Linked DNA regions of Homo sapiens: region 2 is linked to region 1. Evidence: chromatin loops called from intact Hi-C (ENCODE). Cell type or tissue: heart left ventricle. All regions are shown on one strand.

What was found. Peaks named below come from ENCODE experiments on the same cell type or tissue, not always from the same donor. Only the 100,000 strongest peaks of a DNase experiment are listed, where the experiment ranks them.
Region 2: a loop joins it to region 1, with 1.8 times the contacts of the local background. A loop is called at or near these places in 8 of 110 quality-filtered maps.

The regions. Positions count from the first base shown.
Region 1 is chr12:124,355,886-124,363,885 of GRCh38, reverse strand. NCOR2 (nuclear receptor corepressor 2) reads left to right here. Exons shown (of 49, transcript NM_006312.6): 23 at 87-207; 24 at 1,589-1,760; 25 at 7,104-7,244. Among named protein-coding and RNA genes, the nearest start is that of MIR6880, 23 kb to the right of the region's middle. In heart left ventricle, no CTCF peak of the experiment used is centred here; a DNase peak (open chromatin) is centred at 4,095; H3K27ac peaks cover 2,536 bases.
Region 2 is chr12:124,396,107-124,404,106 of GRCh38, reverse strand. NCOR2 (nuclear receptor corepressor 2) reads left to right here. Exons shown (of 49, transcript NM_006312.6): 16 at 1,546-1,703; 17 at 3,434-3,606; 18 at 5,926-5,988. Among named protein-coding and RNA genes, the nearest start is that of MIR6880, 63 kb to the right of the region's middle. RefSeq lists enhancers at 177-820, 821-1,465, 4,421-4,920. In heart left ventricle, a CTCF peak has its summit at 4,278; DNase peaks (open chromatin) are centred at 760 and 5,059; H3K27ac peaks cover 3,637 bases.

The DNA.
Region 1 (8,000 bases):
GGAGAGGCCATCAAAACCGGGCAGCCCCCCCACCCTGGGAGAGTCCGGCTGTGGGCCCCCAGCTGATGGTGCTCGTGTGCCCGCAGGCTGCTGTCCCCAAGGCCCAGCCTCCTCACCCCGACTGGCGACCCCCGGGCCAATGCCTCACCCCAGAAGCCACTGGACCTGAAGCAGCTGAAGCAGCGAGCGGCTGCCATCCCCCCCATCGTGAGTGCCCACCCCCAGAGCCCCACAGAGTCCACCCTGACCTTGACTTTCCCATTCATTGAGACAGAGAATCCCACGGGCGGGAGCATGCACCTGCAGCCTAGCTCATCCGCTTCTGTTTCCTGGAGAAATCCCCGTGGAGCTGAGGTGGGAACAGCTGGGGAAGCTGGCAGGCGTACCGGGTGGGGCTCCCAGTGAAGGCGGGAACTGGCGGCCTAAGGCCTCCCCCCTTCCACCCCGCAGCACCCTTGAACCCCCAGATTAGATACTGGGTCATGGGGAGGCAGGAGCTTCCCCCACCCACTCAGCTATAGCAACAGCTTGGCCAGGGAAGGGTGGCCTACCAGTTCTGATCCTGGGGCCCTCTGGGAACACCCTCCTGGAAGGTTCTCTCAGCTGGGTGCGTGGGCCCTTGGAGGTGCCTTCTCCAGGGAGGTGAGTCTGGCCTTCCCAGTTGCAACTGGGGGCTCCGGGCTAAAAGACCCTGAGCTGACCAGGCTGGTGGTCCCTTGGGACTTTGAGTGATGGGCTCAGGGCGTGTCAGGCTACACGGCCCAGTCCCCGAGGCCCACAGAATCCTGTTGCTCAGTCCTGGCTTCCCTGAGACCCAGAGGATTTGGGTCCACAGAAGGAGCTGGAGGAGAGAGTCACAGCAGGCTCTAGCCTCCTGTCCACCACCAGGCTGCTAGGCCAGGCTTTTTGGGAGGTGGGCTCCCCCTGTCCATCACCAGGCAGCTGGGCTAGGCTTTCTGGGGAGGTGGGTTCCCCCTGTTCACTACCAGGCAGCTGGACCAGGCTTTTTAGGAGGTGAACTCCCCCTGTCCATCACCAGGCAGCTGGGCCAGGTTCTGGGAGGTGGGTCCCCCTGTTCACCACCAGGCAGCTGGGCCAGACTTTTTAGGAGGTGAGCTCCCCCTGTGCACCACCAGGCAGCTGGGCCAGGCTTTTTGGGAGGTGGGCTCCCCCTGTCCATCACCAGGCAGCTGGGCCAGGTTCTGGGAGGTGGGTCCCCCTGTTCACCACCAGGCAGCTGGGCCAGGCTTTTTGGGAGGTGGGCTCCCCCTGTCCATCACCAGGCAGCTGGGCTAGGCTGTCTGGGGAGGTGGGTTCCCCCTGTTCACCACCGGGCAGCTGGGGCAGGCTTTCTGGGGAGGTGAGCTCCCCCTGTTCACCACCGGGCAGCTGGGCCAGGCTTTCTGGGAGGTGGGCTTCCCCATGTGCTCTGTGCTAAGACCTCCCTTTCTTGCCGCACCTGGGACCTTGAGCATGTCGCTGGCTTTCCCGGGCCTTGGTTTCCAGGCTGGTCGCGTGCATGTCTCTCCCTGACCCTGTCACTTTCAGACACCCTCTGTGAATGCTCACTTCTGCCTGCTTCCCTCAGCAGGTCACCAAAGTCCATGAGCCCCCCCGGGAGGACGCAGCTCCCACCAAGCCAGCTCCCCCAGCCCCACCGCCACCGCAAAACCTGCAGCCGGAGAGCGACGCCCCTCAGCAGCCTGGCAGCAGCCCCCGGGGCAAGAGCAGGAGCCCGGCACCCCCCGCCGACAAGGAGGGTGAGTGCACACCAGTGGCTGAGTGGGGCTGGGGCAGCAGGGGACTGACGGGCAAGGGATGTTTGTGTGTCTAGAGCAGCTGCTGCAAACCCCATGGCCACAGTGGCAGGGAAAGCAAAGTAAACGAATGGAACAGTTGAGCAGGGGGAGGCAGTTGGGAATGGTAGGGACTGCGGCAAATTGGAGAACTCTTGTTTTCTCTAAAGTGGGCACGTATTGGCCTTGGCCAAGAGTCACCCCGTGGCAAATCAGGCCTGGGGTGGTTCTTCCAGCAAAGCCAGAAATCCATCTTATGTGAAATCCCCCTGGTCCCTGGTTTCTCAACACTGGCAACTTCTCAAAATTTTCAAAAGCATTGTGAACACGCAAAAACATGTCTACAGCCCAGCCTCTGATTCGGTGTGAATCAGTCCACGCAGGAGCTTCTGGAATCACAGATGGGGCCCAGCACCCGGCTGGCAGCAGCTCTGGGGCCTGGGCAGGAAGGGCTGCCCTCCCCAGCTGGCATCCTGACCTTGCTCCAGGCCCAGGTCTCTGGGTTCACCAGGAGCCAGGGTTGGGGGTGACTCCCGAGCCGCTGTGTCACAGGGACTGCCCCGGGCACACCTCACTGTCATCACGTGAAGCTCAAGGTCAGGAGACAGGCGGGCGTGATTGCTTGTTCTCTGGATCTTCAATCTCTGCCCCACTTCCCACTAGGCCCAAGAAATTCTGAACCTGTGTCCCCAAAGAGGCATCTTCTCCAGGTCAGCCTGGCACGCAGCAGGTGCTGTTGTGCCTTGCAGGTGTTGGGGGCTGCTTCCCCAGAGGTTCCCCACCCTGGGCTAGCCCCGGCGCTTGCTGGCAGGCTGCTCCAAAGGTCTGAGGGCAGCAGGACACCAGGCCGACCTCCTGACCAGCACAGCCCAGGGACAAATCCGGGTGACTGGAGCTACCATCAGCTGTCCCCTCCCCGCTGCCTTGGGTGTGACATCCCCCTTCTCTTTTTTTTTTTTTTTTTTTTGTTTGAGACGGAGTGTCACTCTCGCCAGGTTGGAGTGCAGTGGCACAATCTCCGCTCACTGCAACCTCTGCCTCCGGGGTCCACCGAGGCTGCTGGGTCAGGACATTTGTTGAAAACCCAAGGCCCCAGGCACCATGCTGGCAGAGCGGGGATTAGGTAGGGAGAAGAGGAAGTCTCTGCTCTGGGGAGCTGCTGTTGTTTTGAGTGAGGAGGATGTTAAACCAGGGAACACGTAACGAAGCAAGATGGTTTTAGAGTCGTTCATCCACCATGAGAAACAAAACGGGTTGAGTGAAGAGCGGCTCCGGGAAGGACCCTGTGGAGTGGGAAGCAGCCCCGCAGTGGGAGCTCTCTGGGTGGGCATTGCGGGCAGAGGGAACAGCACAGGGAAAGGCCCTGGTGTGGAAACACGCTCGGGGTGTGTGAGGAGTCGCCGGGGGTGGTTGTGGCCAGGGAAGGGTGGGCGGGTGGACAGTGAGGGAAGTGGGGACCGGATTGTGTGGGGCCTCTCAGGCCACAGCGGGCAGTGGATTTTGTCTCAGGTGTGGCAGGGGCTGCTGGAGGGATTTGAAGTGAGCGTGTGTTGCGGAAGGGGAAGGAGGTGCTTGTTATCTGATTTGTATCTTGGAAAGCTCTGTCTGGCCGTTGTTGAGTCAAGGGCAGCAGCGGGAGGTCACAGCGCAGCTCTTGGCAGGCGACAGAGGCTGCCTGAACCGCACAGGTGGCCGTGGAGGTGGAAGGAAGGGCGCATCGGGAGTTTGTTTTGGAGGCAAAGCCAGTGGGGCGTTGAACCCGGTGTGGGGATGACGCCAGGGATGTCTCGCTGGAACTGGGATGCCCCATGACCAGGGCTGGGCTACCTGGGGCCAGGGTACAGTGTGCGGCCCAGGGTGTGGCTCTGGGAGACGTTGCAGGTTTGGGGCGCCAGCCCGGGAAGGAGCTGTGTATCCATGTCAGGGGCCCCAGCAGCTTTGGCCAGCGTCAGATCTGATCAGGGCTGGAACTGCACGGTGCCAGCCAGGTCCTGCTGAGCCAGGTCGCAGGCCCCTGTCCTGGGAGAAAGGGAGCCACCGGCCAGCAGTTCCCGCGGCTGGCACTCAGCCCGTTGGTGTGGCCAGGGCCTGTGCCGTTTCCTGGCCTCATTCCCCGTGGGGACGGTGCACCTGGCGTTAGGCCCTGCATGCCTTTCTTGCACAGCCTGGCTTGCAGCTCAGCTCCCGCAGGGACACACATGAACTTGACACCCAGCGCTACCTCTCTGGTCTCTCAGGAAGCCAGCCTATTCTGCCCCTGGCTCCCACACAGAGCGGCTCAGCCAAGCAGGTCCCTCGGGGCCCCCTGGGCCCAACTGGAGGAACAGGTTGTCTCTCCAGGCTCTCGGCCGCCCGCCCAGCCTGGCCTAGCCCCAGTTTGCCTTCCAGCATCGAACAGCTCCCCTCCTCTCTCTCCCAACTCTCTGGAACTGGGCTGGAGGAAGCACCAGAGGCTTACAGGGCTGGGTAGCCAGAGGGGCCAGGTCCAGGGCGTTTGCAGGATCTCCAGATGTGAGGCAGGCCCTGTACAGGTGCCTCCACTGGGGACTGGTTAAGAATGAGAATTCCCCTGCATCTGTGCCCCCTGCCTCCTGTGGGCTGCCCACCTCGCCAGGGCACAAGTCCAGGGGAAACAGTCTTCAAGGAGAGAATTGGGGGCAATTTGGTACATAGGCCTTCTTGCCCACCTGCTCTGCTCACAGCAGGCATCATTAATTGATCTTAGCACTCTCCTCCGCTGTCACACCCTGATGGGCCCTCAGAACCTCCTTTGTTCATCTGGAGGCGGCGTGATAGATGACACCTGCCTGCCATTCCTGTCCCAGAACCCAGAGGGCTCCGTCATTCCCAAGTTGTGTCTCTGCTCAACTTCTTGGCCGGTTATCTCTCCATAGGATTGGTCCTCAGGGAGAGGTTCAGAGCTGAGGACAGATTTCAGCAAAGGGCGAGAGGCCAGCAGGAAGATGCCATGAAGCCAGGCCTGAGCCCCGGGGCCCCGCTGAGTTTACAGGATCTCCCCAGGCCTGAAATCTAGGACCCATCATTGCTTCTCTGCCGCAGGCCATGTGGCATAGCAGTCTGGATTAAGGCCATGGTCTGCAGCCCCAGTGCCTGGGTTCGAAGCCGCTATCTGCCACTTGCTAGCTGGGGCCTTTGACCAGGTGGCTTAACCTCTCGGCTTCCATTTTCCCGTCTGTGAAATGGGGACAGTCAGTCAGTTCCTTGTAGGGTGCTGTGAGAATAAATGAGTGAACACGCTTACATTGCTGTCAGCCGTGGAGCCCTGAGAGAGCATGACCTCTCGGTAATGCCCTTTGCACACTCCGCCTGGTAAGTAGCCCTGCCTGAGCTTGGCTTCTCAGCCAGCCAGCGCACAACCGCTGCTTGCACTGGCTCAGTGGGCTTCTGATCCTGACTCGGCTAAGTATTTGCTGGTGAACTCAGATGAGCCCATTGGTGTGTCTGTACCTCAGTTTCCCCTCTGTAAAATGTGTCTGGCAGCAGTCTCTGTGTGAGCTTAACCGGAGGCTCATGGAGGCCGTGGGATGCTGAGCACAGTGCCTGTGCTGAGTACCACTCAGCAAACTGAGGCTGACGCTGTGGTTGTTACTTGGAGGGTCTGGGCTTATAACCCCCCACTGCCCGCCACAACACACACACACAGGCGCACACACATCCATGCACTCGCACACACATGCACGTGCACGTGCACACACATCACAGGTTACCTCCTTCAACATTGTGTACAGGCACACACACATCCATGCACTCACACACACGCACATACACGTGCACGTGCACATACACACATCACAGGTTACGTCCTTCAACATTGTGTACAGGCACATACACACATCCATGCACTCACACACACATGCACATGCACGCGCACACACATCACAGGTTATCTCCTTCAACATTGTGTACAGGCACACACACACATCCATGCACACACACACATCCATGCACTCACACGCACGCACGTGCGCGCGCGCACACACACATCACAGGTTACCTCCTTCAACATTGTGTACAGGCACACACACATCCATGCACTCACACACACATGCACGCACGTGTGCACACACACACACCACAGGTTACCTCCTTCAACATTGTGTACAGGTGCACACACACATCCATGCACTCACACACACATGCACGCACGTGCGCACGCACACACACATATCACAGGTTACCTCCTTCAACATTGTGTACAGGCGCACACACACATCCATGCACTCACACACACATGCACATACACGTGCACGCGCGTGCGCGCACACACACACACACATCACAGGTTACCTCCTTCAACATTGTGTAGAGCACAGGCCAGCAAGCTTTTCCTGCAAAGAGCCGGAGAGTGAACATTTTAGGCTTTGTGGGCCAGACAATCTCTGTTGCAAGGATTCAGCTCTGCCATAGACAATACATAAATGCACAGATGTGGCCACGCTCCAGTAAAAGCGTATTCACAAAGTCAGACGGCGGGGCCAGGCGTGGGGGCTCACGCCTGTAATTCCAGCACTCTGGAGGCCAAGGTGGGAGGATCTCTTGAGCCCAGTAGTTCAAGACCAGCCTGGGCACACATAACAAGACCTCATCTCTACAAAAACAAAATATAAACTAGCCAAGCATGGTGTGGTGACACGTGCTTGTAGTCCCAGCTACTTGGGAGCCTGAAGTGGGAAGATCCCTTGAACCCAAGAGTTCAAGACAAGCCTGGGGCAACATAGCAAGACCCCATCTCTACAAAAGTAAAACAAATTAGCCAGGCATGGTGCGGTGGTGGGCGCCTGTATTCCCAGCTACTTGAGAGGCTGAGGTGGGAGAATCACTTGAGCCCAGAGGTGAAGGCTGCTGTAAGCCGTGACAGCACCACTGCACCCCAGCCTGAGTGACAGAAGGAGACCCTGTCTCAAAAAAATTAGGGGGCAGACAGACCCTCTGAGATACCATTTGCCACCTCCTGGCTTAGAGGCCTGTCCAGGGACCTTGGCTTGCTGGGCTTGGTTGAGTGCTTGTGGGGTTGCAAAGCCAGAGGGTCCCGTTCTCGTCCTCAGCGGCAGCTGAGAGCCCCCAGCTCAGACCTTGAGATCCCCTCCCCTGCTGAGCAGAATACCATGGGGTTACAGAGCAGCGCCCAGGCAGGCAGACTTGGGGGGCTTCCCGGAGGAGCCCAGGCCGTCACAGGCCACCACTACTGTGGGTGCAGGAAGGCCATTTGTGTAGGGTCAGCCAGGGCTCCCGAGGTCTGACTGCCCCACCTCCTGCCCTCAGCAGAGAAGCCTGTGTTCTTCCCAGCCTTCGCAGCCGAGGCCCAGAAGCTGCCTGGGGACCCCCCTTGCTGGACTTCCGGCCTGCCCTTCCCCGTGCCCCCCCGTGAGGTGATCAAGGCCTCCCCGCATGCCCCGGACCCCTCAGCCTTCTCCTACGCTCCACCTGGTAAGTAGCTCCGCCCGAGCTTGGGCTTCTTCAGCCAGTGCACAATCGCTGTTTGCACTGTTTGCACTGGCTCAGAGCTGCACACAGAAGCATCTTAAAGCCTTATGGGACCTGGCTGGAGGAACAGCCTGGTCAGTGGAGGGAAAGGGGGAGATCTTTTAAGAAAGCTGCCCCAGGGTTGAGATGGAAGCCACTGGCAAGAGGGAGCCACAGCAGGTGCTTGAGCTGGTGAGGGGCAGGCTTAGAGTGGGAGCTATGTTTTCCGTTGACGGCTTAGAGCTAGAGAATGGGCAGATGGTAGAAGAGCCTGGGGAGGGAGCAGAGGCGCTACCTTGGTTCACAGACTCTGTGAGGCTGCATTTCGGCCCTGTTCTAGGTCCTGCAGTCCTGCTGGGCCTCACCAGCTGTAAAGCAGCACAGCCGGGGGCTGGTACAGACTGCTGTTGGTAAAGGCTGGTCCCGAGGGATGCGTGGGCCAAGGGAGCCAGAAGAACAGGGAAAGTCATGCCAGGCAGACGGAACAGCAAGTGCAAAAGCCCAGAGGCAGGAGAGAGCAGGCAAAGCTTGAGAAACTGAATCTGGCCACCACTGCCGAAGCTCGGTGCCCAGTGAGCTGGGGAGACCCAGGGGCCAGGTCAGGCGAGCCTGAAGGCCAAGTCGGGGGCTAAGACTTTCTCCTGAGGACAGTGGGAGCCATCGAGGGCACACAGCACAGGGAGGGTGTGCACCAGTAGACTTTTCCAAAAAGGTCCTTTT
Region 2 (8,000 bases), 40 kb before region 1:
AAGAGGCTTCACCTGCCGGCTGTTTAAACGTTACGTTTGAGGGTTCGAGGTCAGGAGAGGGAGAACAGGTTGATCCCAGGATGCCGGGCACCTGTTGGGGAATCAGCAGCAACCTGGGGGCCGGGGGGTCTGTTCCAGGTCGGGCAACTCTGCCCCTTCCTGGCTCCTCTTACAGAACATGGTGGCAAGGGATTCCTGGGGAAAAGAGGCAGATGCAGGCCCGAGGCTCTGCCCTGGACCTGGCAGCAGCCTCAGGGAGCCCACGGTTGCCTGCAGCAGTCAGACACTTGCTCTGTTTTTCTGCCCCATCCTAAATGAAAAGAGGCTGGAGAGAGCGTTGTGTGCGGGTCAGGCACCTGTTCCTGGCAGGAAGGAAAGGCAAGAGAAGGGAGTCTCTCTCACCTCCCCGATCCCTCCTCTTCCATCTGCTTGGAGTTCTTGCTCCCTGGTTTGAAACATTGCCGTGACTGTGCCCCTGGTACACATTAAAAGGCTTTGGGGTTTATTTTTATTTCGCTTGGCTCAGAGGGATGGAAAGATGGTCTGGTTTGGCAGCTGCCTGCAGGGAGGACCTTGGGGTGTCCAAGAAAATCAGTGTGTGCTTTAAAAGAAATCAGGCGGGATGACAGGAAATCGGGAGGCGGTGCCAGGAGGAGCTCACACTCCCTCCTCTATCTCGGTGAGGGGAGGGGCGGTAGGCCCAGAGTGGCTGGGACAGGTCGGGGAGGCAGATGACAGGAAGAGGCCCAAGTAAGGAGGCTGGCTTGGCTCCCAGCCTCTCTGATCTGCTCTGTAAAATGGGCTTGTTCTGTCCCCCTGGGGTGCTGGCATGCGAGGGAGACCAGGCCCAGGCAGCAGAGCAGCCACCTCCACGCAGGCCTGGGGCCTTCCTGGGCTCTGGGGAATCAGGGGCATCCCCCCACCTCCCCGTTTTACAGACTCGGAGACCGAGGCTTAGAGAGGTGGCCTGAGCTCTGTCGGGGGCAGGGCAGGGCTGGGGCATCAGGGGTGTGTCCCCAGCTTCCCAGATGCTCAGGCACCCCTGCCGAGGCTCACCAGGGCACCTCTCTCAACCCAGATCACATCTGCCCCTCTTAAATATCCGGGCCAGATGCGGATGTAAGCATGGTGAGGATTCTCTCATTTCAACCTCCCAGCCCTCAGCTGAGGCACAGGCATGCTGAATACCCCCATTGTCAAGGCGAAGGAGTCGGCACAGAGAGGTTAAGACCCTCATCCAAGCTCACACAGCCACTGTGTGGAAAGGGCAGGAATTGAAGCCAGCACTTCTGACACCAATGCTTCCTGCCCCTCACCCCGACTCCGCCTCCCCAGGCCCCTAGGGCGGCAAGACCCCAGGCCGTGCCTCTCCCCATCTCATGCCAGTGGGGCCTGGCTTCCCGGTTGTTTATGACCTCTTCTGGGTGGACTCCACGGGTTTTCCTCCTCCTCCCCCAGCTCAGGCTGAGCCCAGGTGCAGAGATTCACCTGTTCACGGTTTTCTTCCCTCCCCACTCCCCTCTGCCCTCCCCCGGGGTCTGACAGCAGCAGCAACAACAGCAGCAGCAGCAGCAGCAGCAGCAGCAGCAGCAGCCCATGCCCCGCAGCAGCCAGGAGGAGAAAGATGAGAAGGAGAAGGAAAAGGAGGCGGAGAAGGAGGAGGAGAAGCCGGAGGTGGAGAACGACAAGGAAGACCTCCTCAAGTAAGGCAGCCTGCTGTCCCCTGCAGGGCCCGGCCGCTGACCCAACCCGGGTGGCACACGGTTCTGGGGGACCCTTTGTAGAGACGGGTGGGGTGCCCACCAATTGCCTGTGAGCAGGGGGGAGGGCTTTCTGCTCGTTTGCCCCTGACAGCCCCCCTTCCGGAAGCCCACCCATCGCCCTACTCCTCCTCCCTGGCTCCCCCCTCTCCTCCGCCCTCGCTTTCTTTCTCCAACCCTCTGGAGACTTTAGAGACTGATAGCTCATTTGAGCTCCACTCCTGAGCTAATAAATCCAGGCAATGACTTTGGAACTCTCTGCCTCCCTGCTTCCTCCCGCTCTTTCCTCCTGAGGCGCCAGGAAGGGGGAAAGGGGGATCAGAGGCCCTCCTGGAAGGACTAGGTGTGCAGGCGGCTGCTGTCACCTTTAGAATCATCGATGGCAGTGTGAGTTCTTGCAGATCAAGGCACAGCCTCACCGCGGGGGCCGTGACAGCCTCCTGTGCCTGCCAGGGGCTGCAGGAGTGCAGCCAGCTGGAGAAAGGGGGGCGGCACGACTTAGCGCCAGGTACCTGTAATGGGCTCAGGAATTTGGCTTCAGAGAACATCTGGCTTCCTCACCCCGTCTCCCAGACGCTTCCAGCAAGGGCCTTTCAGGAAGATGAATGGGAAGGCAGAGGTGATCAATCTGAGCCTCCCGCAGTAAAACTCTCCCCAGTCACTTCTGCGAGAGCCCCAGCTCGGGTATCGAGGTTGTGAGCACCCCCACACACCACAGCTAGGCCTGCAGGCTAGGCCTGCATAAAACCAGCAAGAGAGTTTCCTCCTGCCAATGTCTAAGATGATGCCCGGCCCTTGATAATACTGAAGGCCAATGTATTGCCTCTTATAGAGCCCCTCTGGAAATAGCTCCTCTGTGGCGAATAAAATGGCCCTATAAATTGCTGCCAGCCCACGCCCCCATTTAGTTCACCAAATAGTCTTGCAGACAGTATCTCTCTATTTGGTGCATAAAATGGTCTTGCAGATAACCACCAGCCCAGAAGAAAGTAGCCTTGCAGGAAAGCTCCCAGTACCTCCCATTTGGGGAATAAAATAGCCAGCCAATTAACTACCTGTCCACATGGCCTTATTGGTGAATTAAGTTGATAGCCCAGGTTACACCCCCATCCTTTCTTTTTCTTTTTTTTTTTTTTGAGACAGGGTCTTGTTCTGTCACCCAGGCTGGAGTGCAGTGGTATAATCATGGCTCACTGCAGCCTCGACCTCCCAGGCTCAAGAGATCCCCCTACCTTAGCTTCCCAAGTAGCTGGGACCATCAGCATATGCCACCACGCCTGGCTAATTTTCTGATCTTTTTCTTTTGTAGAGATGGAGTCTTGCTGTGTTGCCCAGGCTGGTCTTAAACTCCTGGGCTCAAGCAGTCCTCCAACTTCGGCCTCCCAAAGTGCTGAGATTACAGGTGTGACCCAGCACACCTGGCCGCAACTCCCTTTTGAGAAATAGCATGGTGTTGTCCTGCCAGCTGTACTCCCACTTCTGGTGAACATGGAGCCCCTGCAGACTTGCCCCTGGCCACCCTCACCTCAGGCCTCTCCCCCTCTTTCCTAGCGTCCGATTAGTGCCATGGCTGGCAGCCAGTGCAAATCCAGCTAAAGAAACAGTCTCCTCCAGTGGCTGTTTGATTTCCCGGCTCGGGTGAAGCCATCCTATCTCCCCTCTCTGGCCTGTAGGGAGAAGACAGACGACACCTCAGGGGAGGACAACGACGAGAAGGAGGCTGTGGCCTCCAAAGGCCGCAAAACTGCCAACAGCCAGGGAAGACGCAAAGGCCGCATCACCCGCTCAATGGCTAATGAGGCCAACAGCGAGGAGGCCATCACCCCCCAGCAGAGCGCCGAGCTGGGTGAGCTGGGGGCCAGGGATGCGGGTGGGGAAGGGGCTGGAGACACGGCGGGTTGCGCTCATATGAAAGTTTCGTGCAATTTGAGTTAATTGGCAACAGCCAAGGGGTTGGTGTAAGTCATGGTTGGAGTCAAATCCCAGCGCTACCTACTGGATGTGCTGTGTGGCCCAGCATGAATTCCTGAACCTCTCTGTGCCTCAGGGTCCTCATGTTCTCAGTGGGAGGAATCGGTGGTTACCTCTAACGTGGGGGGACAGTTGTAGTCACTTGCTATGTGAGAAGCACCTAGAACAGTGCCTGGGGTGTAGGAAGAGTTCAGTGGCTTCAACCACAGTGATTTCAGAGCAGGGAGATGTCACAAAAAATTCCCAGTGACCAGTTCCGGATTTTTTGGTTGTCGTTTTTAAAACAGAAGATCTGGCCACGCTTGGCCCAGGTTCCCATGAGGTGGCTGTTGTTGGGAGCCGAGTAACCACCACTCCTTCTTAGAATGTCATGGGCTCTACTTGTCCCCACCCAGCCTCTACCCTGGTAGGCATCTGGTTTTGTACCTTCACTTCCGTGGGCCTCAGTTTCCCCTTCTGTTGAGAAGGGTGTTCATCCCTCACTACCCTCCCAGAAAGTAGAAAAAAATGAGATGATGTGAGTGGCAGTTCCCAAGATTCGCCGCAGGGGGCAGCGGTGTGCGTCTGTTGTCTCTACTTTGTTTAGCTGTTAGGGTCCAGCCCTCCAGCCACTGCGGGAACCCACCCAGGGGCCCAAGCGCTCAGGCCGAAGCCCCGCCTGCCAGGGCTCATTCTCAGGGTGGAGATGCTGCTTCATCTCCCACAGACCCCCACCGTCCCCTGGGGTCCGGGTCATGCACCTGTCTCTTCTTCTCGTGGGATGTAGTTTGGACCTATTTCATAAATGGCCCACTCGAAGCTCAGAGAGGAAACGTTCCCTCTCTAAAAATTTCATTGTAGCTGGGGTTAGAACTCAGCCCCATTGGCCACAGAGCCTATGCAGCTCCTGCAGATATTTTCCAGCTGCCTCTTGGTGGCGGTGTACTTGGAGGCCCAGGGTGAAAGGGCTTTCTTCCTGCCTGATCTCTGGGGATAGTCCTCTCGGACCCAAGGCTGATGCTGGGGGCTCAGCCGCAGGGTGGAAAACACACTCCTAGGCCTTCCATGTCTCTTCTGGCACTGGGCACCCTCAGCACCCCTGGCACCCCTGGCTTCTGTAGGCTTCCTCTGGGAGTCCTGTGGGGAGGAATGGGAGCATCGATGAGGTCCCAGAGAGGCCCAGGCTGTGGCTGCAGAGATGGGGGAGGCTGGGGTGGCTCTGGCCTGTCGGGGCTGATGGGGCTGCCCATGGGGGTGGGGGCCGTCTCCCCTCTTCTGCTGGAACCTTCCGCCACTCCTCAGCCAGCCTCTGTTGGACACATACTCCCCCTGGCGCAGTTCCAGGTGCTGAGTCCATGGAGCTGACGTCCCTCGCACCCACCCCACTCATGGGTCTTAAGCAACTGGAAAGGAAGGGCCAGGGCTCACATCCAGAGGAGCTCGGCAGACAGACCCAAAAATAGTGCCACTGCAGAGATGCAGCCACCTCCAGCCAACCCCAAGGCCAGGTTGTGTCCCTTCCCAGTAACACCAGAAGCCCCTCCTTGTCCTGGATGAGTGGGGGTATGAACATTCCCTCTGGAGCAGGGCTTCTCCGCCATGGGCGATTTTACTCCCCCACTAGGGGACGCCAGGCAGTGTCTGTGAACAGTTTTGATGGTCACAATTGGAGTAGGGTTGCTGGAGTCCAGCGTGCAGAGTCCAGGGTTGCTAAGCATCCTGCCGTGATGGGACAGCCCCACAGTAATAGAAGAGCTGGGCTCCGAGAGGGTCCTCGGTCAGATGAGGTCCCGGCCCACCTGAAGCTTGTGTCCCACTGTCGCCACGTCACCAGGTGACCCCTTTCCCAACAGAGTGCAGGCAGAGGCAGTCATGGTCAAGGCCCTTGACTGCTTCAGTGTCCCCTTCTATAAAATGGGGTGATCGCAGGTGCCCCGACTTCAGCGGCTTGTGTGGAGGTTGGCCCCGACCAACGGCACGTGGGACTGCCCAGCACAGCTCCAGCCCAGCATAAAGGCTCAGGGAGTCAGGTGCCACGGTGGGTACTGGCTGGGGAGGGGCGTCTGAAATGTGGCCTTCCCACGGGGTTCAGAGCCGTGCGGTGACACCGTCAAGGCCTGGTCTACTCCCTCCCTGGCTCAAAGGAGAGAAAAGGGCAGAAGGCAAAGTGCCTCCTCTCCCGGCTCCTGCCAATAACCTGGCATCTTCTTTTCAGCCTCCATGGAGCTGAATGAGAGTTCTCGCTGGACAGAAGAAGAAATGGAAACAGCCAAGAAAGGTGAGGGGTGTGTGGCGGCTTTAAGCCTTGTTGGTTTGCATCCAGGGCGCCTGAAGCTCACGTGCTGGGGAGGGTGTTGACACATTTGGCCTTGAGCCAGGGGCTGTGGTGAGGCCTCTGGTGAGGTTCTGGTTCTGGGCTGTTCTCAGGTTTGTCACCCTGGAGCCTCAGTTTTACCTTCCAGAAAATGGGTCTGTGCAGCTGCGCTGTCAGGCTTGTCTTTGTGACTTGAGGGCGCAGCTCAGAGAGACACAGCTTGTGCTGTGCATGTAGTCAGCGAGTGGCTTCTGGGTGACCTCTGTGGCCAGCACCTCTGGGCCTTGGGGACAGAGCAGTGGCAGCACACCTGGGTATCTCGGGACAGTCAGAGCTTGCCGGCGGCCATCTCGGTAGAGTCCTGGGGTCAGGGAGACCTGCAGGGCGTTCATCCAGCCCTTAGAGCCCCAAAGGTCCTATCCTGGGCTCAAGTGTGCTGGGGCTTTGGAAACCTGTCTCAGGTTTGAGCACCCCAATCTGGGTGACGGGTTCTGGAGTGGATGGGGACACCCAGGCCGTTGGGGACAGTCGTGGGAGTGGCTCACACGGCAGGGAGCCAGCAGGCATTGGTGCTGGCAGCAGAAGCCATCCCGAGCAGATGGCCTTGTGATGTGCAGCACCGTGGGGGCTGGGGTCCAGTGCCTCCTAAGCCGGATCCCCTCTCAGCTGTGCTGTCTCCTGGCCAAGATCTTTACTTCCCAGCACAGTGACCTGCCTCTGGGCCTCGGTTTGCCCGTCTGTTGAGTGGGAGGGTCGTCTAGGTTGGCTGTGCGGAATCAGATAACCCTGTGTGAGGGCCCATGGTGGGCTGAGTGGGAGCGAATCTCCTCCCTCCCTCGGCCGTGCCTGGCCTGGGGCAGGGGCTGTCGGAGCTGGCGCATCACTGGCAGCACTGCTGAGGCCGGGGCAGCACCTGGCTCCCACGGCACGCTCACTCTCGGTTATCTAAGAGGTGGGGCCTGCTCCTGTCCCCGCCCATGTCCCTGTTTGTGGGCAAGGAGCCAGGAAGCAGAGGCCAAGGAGTGCCACGGGTTCCGGAGCTGGTGTGTGGGGCTGGGAGCAGGCCCAGGCCCCCACTCCCCGTCCCTGTCCCGTGCTTGGTCCCGTGGCCCTGCTGGAGTCGAGGCTGTCTGTGACGTGCGGTTTCTTTGTGCAGAAAGCTCCAGGTCGTGACTTATGGAGGGAACAAAGGCCCTTTATAGCAAACGCTCTTGGCACATAAGGGCAGGTGTATCTGAGAACAGCCTGGATCACGGGGCTCCTGGGCCCGGCCCCGTCCTCCACTGTAGTTGTGGGGGGTGCTGAGGGTCCCCACAGCCCTGAGAAGACCCCCACAGCCCCCGCCCTCACCCCGGGACCCTGCCCCTCGCCCTCAGAGCTCCTCCGGGGGCAGTCTGCCCTCCGCCCCCCAGGCTGAGGTGAACCTGGACCCAGAGAGACCCTCGCACCATTCAGGAAGGAGGGCCTGCCTGCCGCTGCAGGTCAGGCTCTGTGTGTGGTGAGTGAGAGGCATGCCAGCGGGGCCTGGGCACTGTATCCAGCTGGTAGGGCCTGGGCACTGTATCCAGCTGGTAGGGCCTGGGGCTGCTGTCAGCCCCCAGAGAGGCCACATTGTTGTTTCTCTGTCTTTAATGTCCACTTGGTGGTTTCTGGCATGTATTTCATTATAGGCTGCAAAAGAAGCTTTATTGAAATTGTGTGATTCCCGCCGCCTTTTATTTAATTTTGAGATGATACACATGGCACGAAGCTCAGCATTCTAACCACTGGAAAGTGAACATCTCAGTGGCATGAAGTACATCTGCATTGGTGTGCAACCCTCACCACTGCCTAGTTCCAGAACTTTTTCTCACCCCAGATGGAAATCCCATACCCATTAGCAGTCCCTCCCAGGGCCCCGCCCCAGCCCTACCAGCCCCTGGCAGCCACTAATGCACTCTCTGTCTCTGTGGATTGGCCTGTTCTGGGCGTTTCCA